2 separate regions of the Homo sapiens genome follow, and region 1 is linked to region 2. A link is a contact called in ENCODE Hi-C or POLR2A ChIA-PET data. All regions are on one chromosome and are shown on one strand. The core of a region is the stretch at or near the end of the contact, and the rest is flanking DNA. Distances in the headings are between cores, read along the strand shown.

Evidence for each region. Hi-C counts contacts between places; a loop is a spot of excess contacts on that map. ChIA-PET counts read pairs that join two places held with the same protein, here RNA polymerase II (POLR2A). Pooled maps may share reads with other maps.
Region 1: a map of naive thymus-derived CD4-positive, alpha-beta T cell shows a loop between it and region 2 (6-fold over the local background). The contact joins two enhancer-like sites. A Hi-C loop is called at or near these places in 6 of 168 maps with a recorded cell type or tissue (IMR-90, Jurkat, mammary epithelial cell and 2 more), 10 of 37 single-sample maps with no recorded cell type and 14 of 50 pooled maps. POLR2A ChIA-PET finds 5 or more read pairs at or near these places in 3 of 52 experiments (IMR-90, K562 and activated T-cell).

What each region holds. Positions count from the first base shown.
Region 1 is chr5:133,364,881-133,372,156 of GRCh38, forward strand. The region is part of intron 4 of FSTL4 (follistatin like 4); the gene reads right to left. The region is part of intron 1 of LOC124901068 (a long non-coding RNA gene); the gene reads right to left. Among named protein-coding and RNA genes, the nearest start is that of CTB-3M24.3, 19 kb to the right of the region's middle. RefSeq lists enhancers at 342-865, 5,628-6,827, 5,930-6,464. Within about 2 kb of position 5,836, at least 2 of the 41 ENCODE cell types and tissues checked have a DNase peak (open chromatin) inside an H3K27ac peak, as active enhancers do.
Region 2 is chr5:133,107,704-133,114,894 of GRCh38, forward strand. It overlaps LOC105379178 (a long non-coding RNA gene), which reads right to left. Exons shown (of 3, transcript XR_948792.2): 2 at 6,556-6,772; 3 at 3,365-3,812. Among named protein-coding and RNA genes, the nearest start is that of HSPA4, 59 kb to the left of the region's middle. RefSeq lists an enhancer at 814-863. Within about 2 kb of position 3,673, at least 2 of the 41 ENCODE cell types and tissues checked have a DNase peak (open chromatin) inside an H3K27ac peak, as active enhancers do.

The DNA.
Region 1 (7,276 bases), core at 4,586-7,085, 260 kb after region 2:
ATCAGAGTCATTTTTGATGTTCATCCCCCTCTTAATCTCCTTAGATTTCTTTTTAAGGTGAGCTTTCCACTTCAATCCAGCTTCACTGATCTATTAAGATTCTCTGAGGCCGCTGCCTCACAGATGAAGACACGCTTCTGTGGAAAGCCCTCAGAAAGCCCTCTATTTTAGCGCACAGAAGGTTAATTGCCCAGTTTTTAATTAAATCAGTCATTTTTCTTTAATGTTGTTTGTGGAACTCTGTAGTAAATTAAGCCATAAACCTGTCCTCCTTTTACGAGGAGTTTGAGTTTTGACTGTTGTTGCTTGCAGTCAAAACTCAAAAAGGCTGGTCATGGCAAAAGTTAATTTCTAAAATAATAATAATAATAATAATAATAAACCTTAATGGAAAAAGAACACAAGATATCCTGAAAGAGATCAACTTTTAGGGATTTTAATGGCAAATGTTTTATTTGGGGAAAGCTGCTTTTTAATAGTTTTCTGGTAAAATGGTAACAATCTCCAGCCAAGTTGCTGAGCCAGGGGGACCACCCAGGCAGGTCCAGATGGGACCTCCCCTCTGGGGTCTTTCAAATGCGGCTGTCATTTGAGCGGCCACCAGGGGACAGCATGCCCCCACCTGCTGATTTGCTAATCAGCACCCCTGCTGCCCTGAACCCCTGCACGAGGCAGGATGTTCTATCGATTTCTCCCTGGCCCTCTGGTTTCCCATGAGCCTAATCAGCGGTGCAGTCTTCAGTCCTTGCTCCTTGATTTGTCAGGAGAATGAGTTATCCGAGCTGACGCTCCCTGTGATTTGTAGGTTGGAGAACTCAGCCGTACTGCTGTGACCTTTTCAATATTCTGTTATTAGATGGGCTGGCCATTTCAACTTCCTCCTGAACAAAGTATCTTCAACATGTGCTGAAGAGGGAGAATGGCCAGTTAATCAGAACACCGAATGCTGAAAAGGTCGGACCAGGGCCACGGGTATTAACATTCACCATCTGCGTCAGCCTCCTGCAGCCTGCAAGCCTCACGACTGGCAGGGGCTGGTGGTACCCGACAAAGGGATGAGGGCTAGCCCTCAGCCCTTCTTCCACCCCTTGCAGACAGGGACTGCTTCTCCCAGTATTACCCTCCTCTAATGGGCAACCCAGACTCTTGTCATCCACAAGGCCCCACCTGCCTGGGCTTCTGGATCCTTCTCCAACATCATCTCCTACCACCCTCTCACTTTTGATGCTGCAACCACAGTGGCCTTTGTGTGCCACCTTGAACGTGTCAAGCTCCTTTCAGGTTCAGGGCCTTTGCACTTGCTGAGCCTTGGTGTGGGTCTCTCTTTCCCCTGATTTTTGGATGGCTGACTCCATCTCAAAATGCAGCTCTCATCTCAAATGTCATTGCACAGAGGCCTTCCGAGGATACCCCAGCCATTGAAACTCCGCATTGAAACATCTCCCTCAATGCTTTTCTTTATGGTCTTTACCACCTGTCATCCTTGTCTGTTCATGTGTTTATTCTCTGTCTCTATTCAAATGTGAGCAGCTTGAGGGCAAGGATACCGTCTGACATGGTCACTGTTGTATCGCCGGTGCTTGACACAGCACAAGTCCACAACAGGTCCTCAATCCATGTTTACTGACAGAGTGACAGTGACATGCAATTTATTTTTTTAAAAATCCGTAACTCTGACTCCTCTCTGGTCACTGAAAACTTTCTTCTGCCTGCTTCCCCATGTCCCTTTCCTCACTTTCTTCTTGGAGGAAACCCTCTGGTGACTCAAGCACACCCTCTGGTGACTCAAGAAGTCAGGTGAAACCCAGCACTCAGAATCTGAACTCACTGCAGCTCTTCAGTCCAAGGAACATCAACGGACCAATCCAAGATGGAAGCGTCTCACACAAGCACAAGGCGGCATCCTAATTTATAGTAATGGGACCATTTTCAAGACTCCAGTTTTGAACTGAGGTCTACTTAAAATACTAATAGCTTGAAAAGGCCAAAAAAATTCCTACAATTCCCTTTGCTTAATTTTTTGGTGCAGAGCATTCTAATGCTGTTAAATGATATATTTAAATGTTGAAGTATTTTAAATGAATATTTAAATGTATTGAAATGTTGAGCCAAACAACAGCAGGATGAGAAGGCATCCCCAGCCATTCAGGGTCCTCCCCTTGAAGGTCTCTCCTGAAATAGTGACTCTGTTAGCTGCTTGGGGGCAGACTTTGGTGGAAGACAGCTGTTCTTCTTTCCTGGAAGAGCTCAGCTGGGGACTAGGAAAGGATGAGACAGAGCCAACTGATCTGCTTAGGCAGCAATGAGAAGAATGGACACCAAGATGTCCATAGGCCCTACAGGGAATAAAGACTCAAGTCAGCCAGTAATCCCTGTTCCAAAGGCCTGAGATTCATGTCTATATCCCCACAAAGTGGAACAAGACTGGTTTTTAGCACCACAAAAATGTGTGAGGTTGGATGTGTTGTCTCTGAAACAATGTGGAAGATTTCAGTCCAGAATGTCTCTCTTTAGCCCCAAGGTAAACAAGAAAACAGCCATATGGCAATGCTTTATTCTCAGAAGTTTTCTAGGAATCCAACCAAAGCATCCCAGAAAGGCCTGCGTTTTTAATTCCTTTCCAATTAGACCCTGGGATTTTAGGACAGCAACATGGGGAGGCTTCACTGCCACAACATGTGACAAATTTCTGCTTTCGCTCCAGATCTTGGTCGGCAGCAGGCAGAACCATTTGAACAGCTGCAGCTTGGCCACGCTCTCTCTCCTTGGCTCTCCCGCACCTCAAGGATGAAAGATGTTAAGAAGTGCAAGGAAGCGGGTTTCCCTGCTACTGTGGGGTTTCTGCAGTAGGCCACATCAGGAGTTGGAAACAAAGATCAGGAGAGTAGAAAAGGAAATGTAAGCTAATGGTTTTAAAGAGCCTGCCAGCTATGATCCTTGGGAGAGAACAAATCAAACACAGTTCCACAGGTGACACAGGATGTACCTGAATAGAAACCTAACACAGTTTCACATTTCATTTGGCTGGAACTTTGTTCTCCATGTTCTGCTGTGAATAAACCCAGATCCAACAGGCAGGATCAAGATCCCAGAGTCTAAGACTTTGGTGGAACCAGGAGACCATCTCATCTAGCCTCTGCATAAGAAAGATACCCTTGTCCAAGGGGAGTTCTGGCCTTTGCCCCCTGCCCCTGGGAGGGGATTGCTAAGCCCTTGGACTGTGCTGCCTGATAAGAGCATCTTTGTTTAGCTGGGGGCTTTGGGCCATGACACAGTCTATGCTAACAATGTGATTTATGGTGGGAGGCCACGGACCATGTGGTGTCAGCTCAACCTCTGGAAGGCCAGACACTACGGTCAGCCATGCAGCCAGCCAGCCAGCCATATCCATGTGACTGAGTCCCAGTAACATCCTTGGATGCCAAGGCTCAGGCAAGCTTCCCTGGTTGGCAGTGCTCTGAGTGTATTGTCACACACCAGTGCTGTCTGCACAACTCCACTGGGAGGGGACACTGGGGAGTTATGTGCTTGGAACTCTTCTGGGCCCCATGCCCCTCTTCCCTCTGTTGATCTTAATGTCTCCTTGTGCTGTAATAAACCATAACCATGAGCATAAAGGTTTTTGTGAGCTCTGTGAATCCTTTTGGTGAATTATTGAGCAGCTGATGTCAGAAGTGAGGGTACCTTAGGGGACTGCCAACCTCTGTAGAAACTAAGGTCCAAAGAGCAACAGGAAGAGCCTGGGAGAACTCAGGTCTCTTGATGCCCAGTTGAGTTCCCTAGCACGGGAGGTGCATCACACACAGATTCCTGAGCCAGGAAACAAACGTGCACCAGAACAGAACCGGTGGGTAGTCATTCCTGTAGTCTAGCCCCATGGGCAGCTGTGCCCTTGGCCTTGCTGTCAGATGTACTTGGACCCTCCAAGCCAAAGTCTACTTGGTCCCCTCTTTGTCCCCCAACTGTGGACATGTTGGTTTGTCATCTAGCCCATTCTAATAATTCTATTTCACTGAATAAAGATCAGCTGGCAGGCCAGGACTTTTCCTAGTGCCAACTGGCTTTTTCTGCATAAAGGGGATTTTCCAGCAGACGGTGCTTCAGGGATTCAGTTTGTCTTATGCTGGGAAAAGTCAGTCTTGAGCCAAATGTAGGTACCCATCCCAATAGACGAAGAAGCCTCAGGGATGGACTTCCAAGGCTGGCTTGGTCTCCATGCAGGGTTCTGGCAGGCACACCCACACATGGCCTGCTGAATACCACCAGCCTCCAAAGCTACCCAAGTCTGTCCTTTTCTTGTTAATGTTAATCTCTGTATCTTCCAAAGTTTAATGCCCATCTGGCATTTGAGGCTTGGCTAAAGAGAATCATGCCTCTTAATAAAACAAAAAGCCAATTACACAAGTTGTTACATTTGGCAGCTGGTATCTTGCTAATTTGCAGCATGGGCGGTCCCTCTGTTAATCCCCTCCCTGGGCTCATTGCTCCTGTGTCTCCTCAGCAGGACCTGGGTGGAGAGCCACACCGAGACATCTCATGCCACTCACAGCAGAGTCTCAGAATATCATGATGAGAAGGGGACTGAGAAAACAGTAAGGCCAATCCCCTCTATTGCACAGAGGGAGAAACTGAAGCCACCTGGCAGGGGGTTGGGTGGGAGGACCAGGCTTGTTCCGTCACAACCTGGTGAGGTTAGAACACCAAGTCCTGGCACCCAGCCTGACACAGCCCCTCCCACTGCCCAGGCACCTACTTTCTTATTCTCCACAAAATGCTCAGCTTAGGTGGGCCCCATTCTGACAGGTGGGCGCCTCCTACACAGTGTGATTTTAGAGACTCTAGCAGGCTCATTTGGCCTCAAACGACACCATTAAGGGCAACACACTTGTGCCATTTGATTTACTGGGTGGGTTCTGTCACCTGGCATCAGCAGGGCTTAGTTAACCCATTAGGCACCCCACTCCAGATAGTCTCAGAGCTGAGGAATCCCTGGTGGCAGAGGACACAGGGCAGCTAGCTATGACACAGGTAGAAGAGCACCTCCCTCCCTCCCTCCCCAGGTGCCAGTGAGGCGCTGCTGATTTGATCCCTTTGTTGGGGTTGGTCCTATCTAGCAGGGCTGCCCTCCACCCACCCAAGCCAAGAGCATCCTACTGGATTCCAATCCCCCTCCTCCAGGAAGCTTCCTGGCCACCCAGCTCTTACTGTTCTAGCTCCTTTGAACTGTCACCGTGCATGTGGTCATAGCCCCACAACCTTCATCTTCAATCATGCCCTAATATTTTCTGTCTGCCCTGATGAGACCCAGAGTTCTCCAGGGCAGAAGAGGAACATGATTTCTGCCCAGAGTTCTCTGCTTGTCGCTGAGGAAATGACAAGGTCGCTTGGAATATGGCAGCTGTGGTTGGCAGGCTGGGCTGTGGGCAGGGAGACAGGCTGAGACTGAGATGGCCCCTCACTTGGTATCTGCCTGCAGGCCAGCCTCTCTAAAAGTGAAGCATCTGGATCCTATTTAAGGAGCCTCTCCCTGTGGGAGAGTCCTAATTTTTTTTTTAAACATTAGCCATGGCTGGGCAGGAAGCCTGCTGGAGGATACCCAAAGTAAGACAGGGGTCCCAGGCCTGAAGGGAAACAGGACAGTAGTTCTCCCAGGCAAGCCAGCGTGCTCAGGGTCCTGTGTGGTCTGGCTTCCTAGGCAGAGTTGTGTGAGGACAGGCTCGGGGAAGGGCAGCATGGGTCCTGAAGCATGGTCTTTGGGCAGTCTTGGGGTTTGGACTCCTGTCCCGCCAGCTGGAGAGAAGGAATGAGGGATGAGGCGGTGCTGTGGGAAGTGGGGAGAAGGGGTAGGCAGGTGTGAGGCAGCAGTGAGTCAGAGGCTCAGGCAGCCTCGCCCTCAGAGCAGAGGGGGTGGTTTCAGGAATGAGAAGAAGGAAAGAAAGCCAGAGTTCAAAGACTCATTAGGGTCTAAGGCAACTGGCCCCATGGAGCAACAGGGAAAGGCAGGTTGGGGTCATCGAGTGGGTGCTGGGGTGCTGAGTCAACCCAGGGTAAGAGATGGCTCTCCCCTGCCATGACTGGCTGCAAACTGGGTTCCCAGCACAGACGTGAGCTTGGACATCAGGCCTGTGATGACAGAGGCCCTGGCTGCCTCCCTGGCCAGTACCAGCCTGGTTCTCTGAATGCCTGGGTAGTTCTGGGCAATGCTGGCAAGCAGGGCCCATGCAGGGATGGGGCATGGAGGGACAGCGCACAGAGGGCCAACGGTCCCGAGGACTCAGAGGGTCACCAACCCCAGGCCATCAAGACCGGCCAGCTCTGGGACTTAATGGAATGAGCCACACAACCTACAAAGGGTGTCCACTCCGAGACTCTGACCACGTAAGCTCTGCCCATGTTTTGGGGCTGCCCAGAAGCCAGCACTGCTTTCCCAAGGCCCTCACCGCAAGAGGCATTCCTGACATTTAACATATCTACTCTTGAGGGTTTATCCCATGTAGGTCTCGTGAAATTTAAAATCATGGCTAGTGTCCCTAAAACTCCCAGGATGGGAAAAAGCAAGCATGAGGGAAGAGGGTCTACGGAAAGTGTGGGCCTGACTCCTGGTGGCAGGACGGACCTGTCTAGGGTGTGAGAGCCGCTGAGTGTCCCTACAGGGCCTCCACTTGTCTGGCACAACACAAGAGCTCCCAGGGGAAAAGCCTCCATTTGAAGTGCCTGTAAAGTAATGCGGAATGTGTCAGATGATTCATGTGCGTAAATATCAGTTGGCAGACAAGGAAATGTCATTTTCACCTTTGTTCTCAGATTCTTTTGAAGTGTGAAAAAAGATGGTTTCAGCGATCACTGGGCATTGTTTGTTACAGGAGCATCATTAAAGAAACTGATTTGGGGCTTGAAAAACACTGAGGTATGAACACTGTCTGTTAGAGCTGGAAGGACTCCTCATCGTCAGACCTCGCTCCCGGGGCAGAAATTCCTCCGCCTCTTCCCCAACAGCCTCGGCTGCTGCTTGTCCACTCCCAGGGACGGGAAGCCCACTTCATCACCGGGAGGCCCATTGCAAAGGCAGCCCCAGCTGTTGGAAGGCTCACCATTTTATGGTGGAAACTGCTTCCAGGAGAGAGGAATTGAAATCCATGACACTGACAAGCAGGGCATTTGAAATTGGCCTCCCTGTCACCCACCCACAGGCCGAACATGTGCCTGCTGGGGCTGCCAAACACACCTCATCAAACTTCCAGGTAAAGGGCCATCAGCTTTGGAGACAGTTTTCATG
Region 2 (7,191 bases), core at 2,423-4,922:
TGGCTTTAACAGAAAGGTGTGTATTTTTTTTTTTTTTTTTTGAGATGGAGTCTCGCTTTGTCACCCAGGCTGCAGTGCAGTGGCGGGATCTTGGTTTACTGCAACCTCTGCCTCCCGGGTTCAAGTGATTCTTCTGCCTCAGCCTCCCGAGTAACGGACTGGAGGCGTGCGCCACCACGCACTGCTAATTTTTGTATTTTTAGTAGAGACAGGGTTTCACTGTATTGGCCAGGCTGGTCTCGAACTCCTGACCTTGTGATCTGCCCACCTTGGCCTCCCAAAGTGCCAGGATTACAGGTGTGAGCCACCATGCCTGGCCTACATTTTTACACACACAATGTAGGTTATAAAACTACATAGCCTCTCATGTTTTGAAAGAACATTAAATGGGTTTGCAATAAAAAAGCCAGAAGGATTTTCCCAGATGAAGTGGTTTTTAGGGTGGGATTGTGGGTGATTGTTTATTTTTGCTTGTTTCTGTTTTCAGAGTTTGCTACAATAAGCATTTAGGGCCAGGCATGGTGGCTCATGCCTGTAATCCCAGCCAAAGTGGGAGGATCTCTTGGGTCCAGGAGTTCAAGACCAGCCTGGGCAACATGGGGAGACAAGCCCCTACCCCCCACCGCCTCCTGTCACTAATAAAAGCATTTAGGAATTTTATAATGTTAAGAAAACTAGAAGTGTGTTTTAAGAAGAATGGCTCCAAGGTTTCAAACCTAGAATACGGGATATGATTGTACATGTGGAGCTTCTAGTCTTGAGTCATTGGAGATGTGGTGGGAGTTTAGATTGAGAAGTTTTCCTGGGTGGGGTTGAGACATCGAAGCTCCAGGTGGGTGTGGATGGAAGCTTTTGGGGCTGGAGTCGTGTTCCTCATTGACGGGATGAAGGCTTGTGTTGAGATGTGTTAGGAAGAGGAAGTAAAAGCTTTGAAAGAAGGAACTGCCAGAGAGGAGTTATGATGCATAAAGCATGTTGGGAGGAAGGGAGCTAGAGATGTGAGATGTGGCAGTGGCCAGCAGGGTTAGATGCTTCAGTAGGGTGGGAGCTGGGTGGGGTGAAGGGGCTTGAGGTGAGGCTGCAGGTGCTGAGTACTTGGTCAAGAAGCTTGGCCTCAGCCGCCCCGTCCGGGAGGGAGGTGGGGGGGTCGGCCCCCCGCCCGGCCAGCCGCCCCGTCCGGGAGGGAGGTGGGGGGGGTCAGCCCCCCCGCCCAGCCAGCTGCCCTGTCCGGGAGGTGAGGGGCGCCTCTGCCCGGCCGCCCCTACTGGGAAGTGAGGAGCCCCTCTGCCCGGCCAGCCGCCCCGTCCGGGAGGGAGGTGGGGGGGTCAGCCCCCCCGCCCAGCCAGCCGCCCTGTCCGGGAGGTGAGGGGCGCCTCTGCCCGGCCGCCCCTACTGGGAAGTGAGGAGCCCCTCTGCCCGGCCAGCCGCCCCGTCCGGGAGGGAGGTGGGGGGGTCAGCCCCCCCGCCCAGCCAGCCGCCCTGTCCGGGAGGTGAGGGGCGCCTCTGCCCGGCCGCCCCTACTGGGAAGTGAGGAGCCCCTCTGCCCGGCCACCACCCCGTCTGGGAGGTGTGCCCAACAGCTCATTGAGAACGGGCCAGGATGACAATGGCGGCTTTGTGGAATAGAAAGGCGGGAAAGGTGGGGAAAAGATTGAGAAATCGGATGGTTGCCGTGTCTGTGTAGAAAGAAGCAGACATGGGAGACTTTTCATTTTGTTCTGCACTAAGAAAAATTCCTCTGCCTTGGGATCCTGTTGATCTGTGACCTTACCCCCAACCCTGTGCTCTCTGAAACATGTGCTGTGTCCACTCAGGGTTAAATGGATTAAGGGCGGTGCAAGATGTGCTTTGTTAAACAGATGCTTGAAGGCAGCATGCTCGTTAAGAGTCATCACCAATCCCTAATCTCAAGTAATCAGGGACACAAACACTGCGGAAGGCCGCAGGGTCCTCTGCCTAGGAAAACCAGAGACCTTTGTTCACTTGTTTATCTGCTGACCTTCCCTCCACTATTGTCCCATGACCCTGCCAAATCCCCCTCTGTGAGAAACACCCAAGAATTATCAATAAAAAAATAAATTAAAAAAAAAAAAATAAAAAAAAAAAATAAAAAAAAAAAAGCAAAAAAAAAAAAAAAAAAAGAAGCTTGGCCTCTGAAATGAGGCATCAGTCTGCGAGAAAGGAGGTTGGGCAGTGTCCTGTGTGTAAATGGGGATGGTTCCCACCACTTACTTGAGACCATTGGGAATCTTGGAGTTGCCAGTACATTCCTTGGATGTACTTGGCTTTGGCTGGGGCAGCCCTGGGCCATGACCCTCTAACCTGGAATGCCACTGTTTTTGTGAACTGCTATTTTGAGCAGATATTGCAAGAAGTGTAGAAACTAAAGAGGTGACTTCTTAAGCATCAGTCTAGGAGGCAAATAGGGAAAATGGCCAAGTTGAGGTACAAGCAACACATCTGGAAAGATAAAGGAGGGTGTAAATTTCTGGAGGATCAGGGAAGGAAAGACCTCAGAGTATTTAAAAAAATACAGAATGCTTTCCAGATTTGCTCAATATCCATGGGCAAGTGCCAGGCTAATCCTGACCTTATTCCTCCAGTTTCAGCACACGTCATTAGGACAGGGTGAGTAGAGACTCTTTACTCTCCCTTCGTAAGTGGCATTCGCCAGCTTCAAACACAACACAGAAAAGACTACAGAAAGCTGTGTTTTTATCGGGCCTGTTCACTAGTGTGTCTGGGTTTACATCCTTCAAGGGCGAGATGGACTATTAGATTTGGAGTCCTGGATCAGTTGAGGGAGAGAAAGCACTGCAAGTACTTTATCACAAGTAAGCAGACCTTTACTCACCACATACTGGAGGTCTCCCATTTTTTTTTCTACATGAACTTTAAAATGTATTTTAAAATATCTATTATTTAAATTAGACTCAGCTAATGCTTGCAGAAGAGAAAGCTGGAAACAGATGGTCTTGGAAGACCAGTCAGTGGCCCAGCTTCCAGGATGTAAATCCCAGCAAAGGATTTCTAAGGATGAGCTGGGTCAGTATATATTCCACAAAAGGATGGTTCCAGTTATAGGGTACCTTTCAGGAGTGCCAGTGGGGAGCTTTGTAGGACCCGTGTAAGGCTGCCATGAGGAGCCGGTGAGCTGTCTGGGTTAGGAAAGTTGAAAGGGCCCATGCAGTGGTAAAGGAGGCCGCAGCATGAGTGAAGGTCTTTCCTCTGTGACTGGTCCTGTCCTTGTCTTCTACATCCCACAACTGAAGGAGGGACTCTGCCTGGGTTACAGCTGCCTCCGTGCAGCCCGGCAAGAAGCAGGGAATGGAGAAGGCGCTCAGTGAATACTTGAAGGCAGAAATGCAGTATTTTACTGTTTTCTATTATTTTCAATGAGGGGAAAAACGGTAAAACTCTTTTTGAAGTCATCAGACCTTCCATTTTTGGGGATGAGGAAAGAGTCTCACAGAACGGGTGGATGGCAGAGCCAAGAATTTTAATGCCAGCTGTTTTGAAGAGTGCTACTTTTCTGGAAAGTTGTATGGCTAGACTATGGGGCTTTTGCCTTCCAAGAAGTCGCCCTGAGTGTAGCATTAGTTGGAGTAACACTCCCTAAGAATCTGACGTTCCCCTCCGGCCAATTCTGATTTGGTCTTGTGTGAAATCGCAGTGCTTGTGTTGCCACATGGGGGCGCCATCGCTCTTCCTTTGCCGTGGTGGTTGGTTCCGTGCGTAGATCAGACTTCACTCCTTGAGGAGTCCCAGAAGTTTGGAGAACACAGACGGCCACCTCCTCTCCTTCTGGGTAGCTAAAAGCAAAATAAGTATGGTTTAACAGAGTCCTCAAGCTAGCAAGCAGGGGCTCAAGCAAGAAAGTAGGCCTTTTGCTACTAATCTCTTAGGTCCTTACCACCCAAAGTATGACATCACTGTTAAAAAGAAGAATCTTGGACTGCTCCCAGACCTCAGGTAGATCCCAGCCCAGTGCTTCTCAGTATACCTGGGGATCTTGCTAAAATGCAGATTCTGATTCAGCAGGTCAGAGTGGGGCTGAAGAGTCCATTTTTTTTCTTTTCTTTCTTTCTTTTTTTTTTTTGATGGAGTCTCACTCTGTCACCCAGGCTGGAGTGCAGTGGCGCGAGCTCAGCTCACTGCAACCTCTGCTGCCCGGGTTCAAGCGATTCTCCTGCCTCAGGCTACCAAGTAGCTGGGATTACAGGTGCCTGCCACCACGCCCGGCTAATTTTTGTAGTTTTAGTAGGGATGGGGTTTCACCATCTTGGCCAGGCTGGTCTTGAATTCCTGACCTCGTGATACACCTGCCTTGGCCTCCCAAAGGGCTGGGATTACAGGTGTGAGCCACCATGCCCGGCGAAGAGTCCATTTCTATCAAGTTCCCAGGAGATGCCTATCATGGACTGTGCTTTGACTGAGAAAGACAACCTATAGGAGCCTCAGTTCCTTCGCCTGTAAAACGGGGGTAACACCAGGCCTGTCCGGCATGTGAGATGATGCATGCGGAAGGCACTGAAGACAGGAAGAACAAAGGTATTGCTCACAACAGGTGTGCAACTTGCCCTTTAAAGTGCAGAGTAGCTGACCCAGACATAAGTAGTCCGAGTTACCATAGCCTCCTGGCCTTTCTTGTCCTTACCCCACCAGGAGCCCAGGCTCCAGAGGAACAAGGTAGAAAGTCAACCTAAGAACCAAAGATGTACCGCCCTCCCGTGTGACATGGTCATAGTCCCCGGATGGGGAGGGAGTGCTGCTTCCTGCCCCTGGGGTGACACGTGAATCCATCCCACCTGGATGGAGGAACGGAGGTCCCTCTTTCCTTTTGACTTGAGCCAGTCCAATGGACTCAGCCTCGTGTGATCCTATTAGTAGCTTCAGCAAGGAGCAGGAACAACACACTGACCCCTGTTCAAGGTGGAGTTCTGTAGCTGTGGGTAGAGACTCCTAGAAAGCAGCGATTTGCCTCTGAATCCTGGACATCTGCTGTAGAAAAGTGAGGAAGAGCTTCAGAATGCCTGGGCTCCGTGTGAGGCTCCTGAGGCCCAGTTTTATTTCCTTGCCTAACTTGTGGTGGAGAGGCCAAATATGCATGGCATAAAAGAGACAAGAAGGCCGGGTGTGGTGGCTCATGCTATAATCCCAGCACTTTGGGAGGCTGAGGCAGGTGGATTGCCTGAGGTCAGGGGTTTGAGACCAGCCTGGCCAACATGGTGAAACTCCGTCTCTACTAAAAATACAAAAATTACCCTGGTGTGGTGGCGGGTGCCTGTAATCCCAGCTACTTGGGAGGCTGAGGCATGAGAATTGCTTGAACCTGGGAGGCAGAGGTTGCAGTGAGCCATGATTGCACCACTGTACTCCAACCTGGGCGACAAAGCGAGACTCTGTCTCAAAAAAAAAAAAAAAGACAAGATTTCTTGGTGTATGAGGGTTCCCCCCTTCCTTCAAAGAGGATTGCCCCTTGGCATTCATCACTGTCTACAAGTTCGGTCTTGGTCATCTTATTTTGCAGATTTCTATAATGCCCAATCTGGAAAATGGGCAGAAGAGACAACACAGGAGAGGTGGAGGAGAAAGGGTGGGAGGAATCTCCTTGTGGACCAGCTCCCAGGCTCTCCTTTGAGGTAAAGCAGTGGCTCGAGTGTGCATCTGAATCCCCTGGGGGCCTGGTTACACAGATGACTGGGCCCGCCCTCCAAGTTTCAGATTCCATAGGTCTTCAGTGGGGTCCTGGAGTTTCATTTCTAACAAGCTCCCAGGTGAGCCTGCTGCTTTTGTTCTGTGGATAGAGAGTCCGGGTGACGGGTAAAGGAGAAATAACTGGGGCTGCTGATTCACATCACAAACAGCTGCGGGTGATGGAGGTTGTGGGCGGGAGGTGGAAAGAGCGAGGCTGAGTACAATGGTGAGGAGTAGGAGGAGAGGGAGAGGCACAAGCGTTTCTGAAGAAATGCCAAAGAAAGTTTGGTATCTCTCTGGAACTGTTTCTGAACACAGGACATTGTGTCTTGTGGGCTATGTGACTTGGCCCTAGCTTGGTTGTGGCCAGTGCTAGTGTGTGGAGCAGCTCTTCTCCGGGCGGCTGGCTTATCTCCATGATGCTCCTGGCTCCCTGGCCTCGCTGAGTAGTTGGCACGTCTGTGACTTCTTTATCCACGTGTGTCTTTTTCCTGGCCAGGTGGAAAGCTTCCCCAGGGTGGAGGAGATGTTTGCCAGGTTAAGGTCCCTTCTCTAATGGTACCCACAAGCCAAGCTGCACCCCTGTCTGCCCCTCTCCACCCCTGTCCTCAAAGTGGAGAATGGCTCTGTGGCTTGGAGGGGCCTTCACAGCCCAAGGGAAAGGCCTCAGGGTCTCCGATGTACCCGAGTGAGACATGCATGTCAGTCAATTTCCATTAAATCAGATCCAGCGCTTCAGCTTGCTCCACACAGCTTTTAAGGACACTAAAAATAAGCCCTAAATTGGAGCTCCTCAAGCAGCACTATCTGTTAATGAAATTGCTTCCTGTTAATTTGAGTTTACAAAATAAGTATCACCTGACAATCTGGCGTGGCTGTCACGGCATCCACCCCCAGGAATGGGCAGCTGGTGGAGGACTTCACCTGGGAGCTGAGGACTTTCTGGCCTCAAGTGCCATGGCAACCAAAGGGGACCCGGCGGTTACAACAAATGGGGAGACTGGACTTCGTTTGTTGGCTTGTTTGTCCCTTTCGTAACCATTCTCTGAGCGGTCAGCTCTTCGTCTAGCGGGGCCTACAGGTAAATAGATAATTAATAATCAACGTGCAAGGTAGCAATAAGAGAAGTACAAGGAGCTAGGGAGCAGCCTGAGGTGGTAGCCAGGAGCGGTGCGGGGGTAAAGGATGAGTGCATGTCGGTTGCATAAGTGAGTAGAGAGAGGGTTTGGTGAGGGAGCTGGAGGCAAAGGGGACAGCTGGACCACAGACATGCAGGGAGTGACCAGTAGTTGGAGTAGAAAGCTCAGGGCAGAGAAAGGAGAGAGATAAGGCTGACAAGATGCTAGCTGGGGCCTGCAGCACAGATGCTGTCAGTGGGTGAGGTCACATAAAAGGCTCCCCCGCCTTCTTTTTGCAGTCACTGCTTGATATAGGGGTTAGGAGGATGCTGCTCTTGAAAAGGGAGCCTTGTGATATTCAAGATGATAGACACCA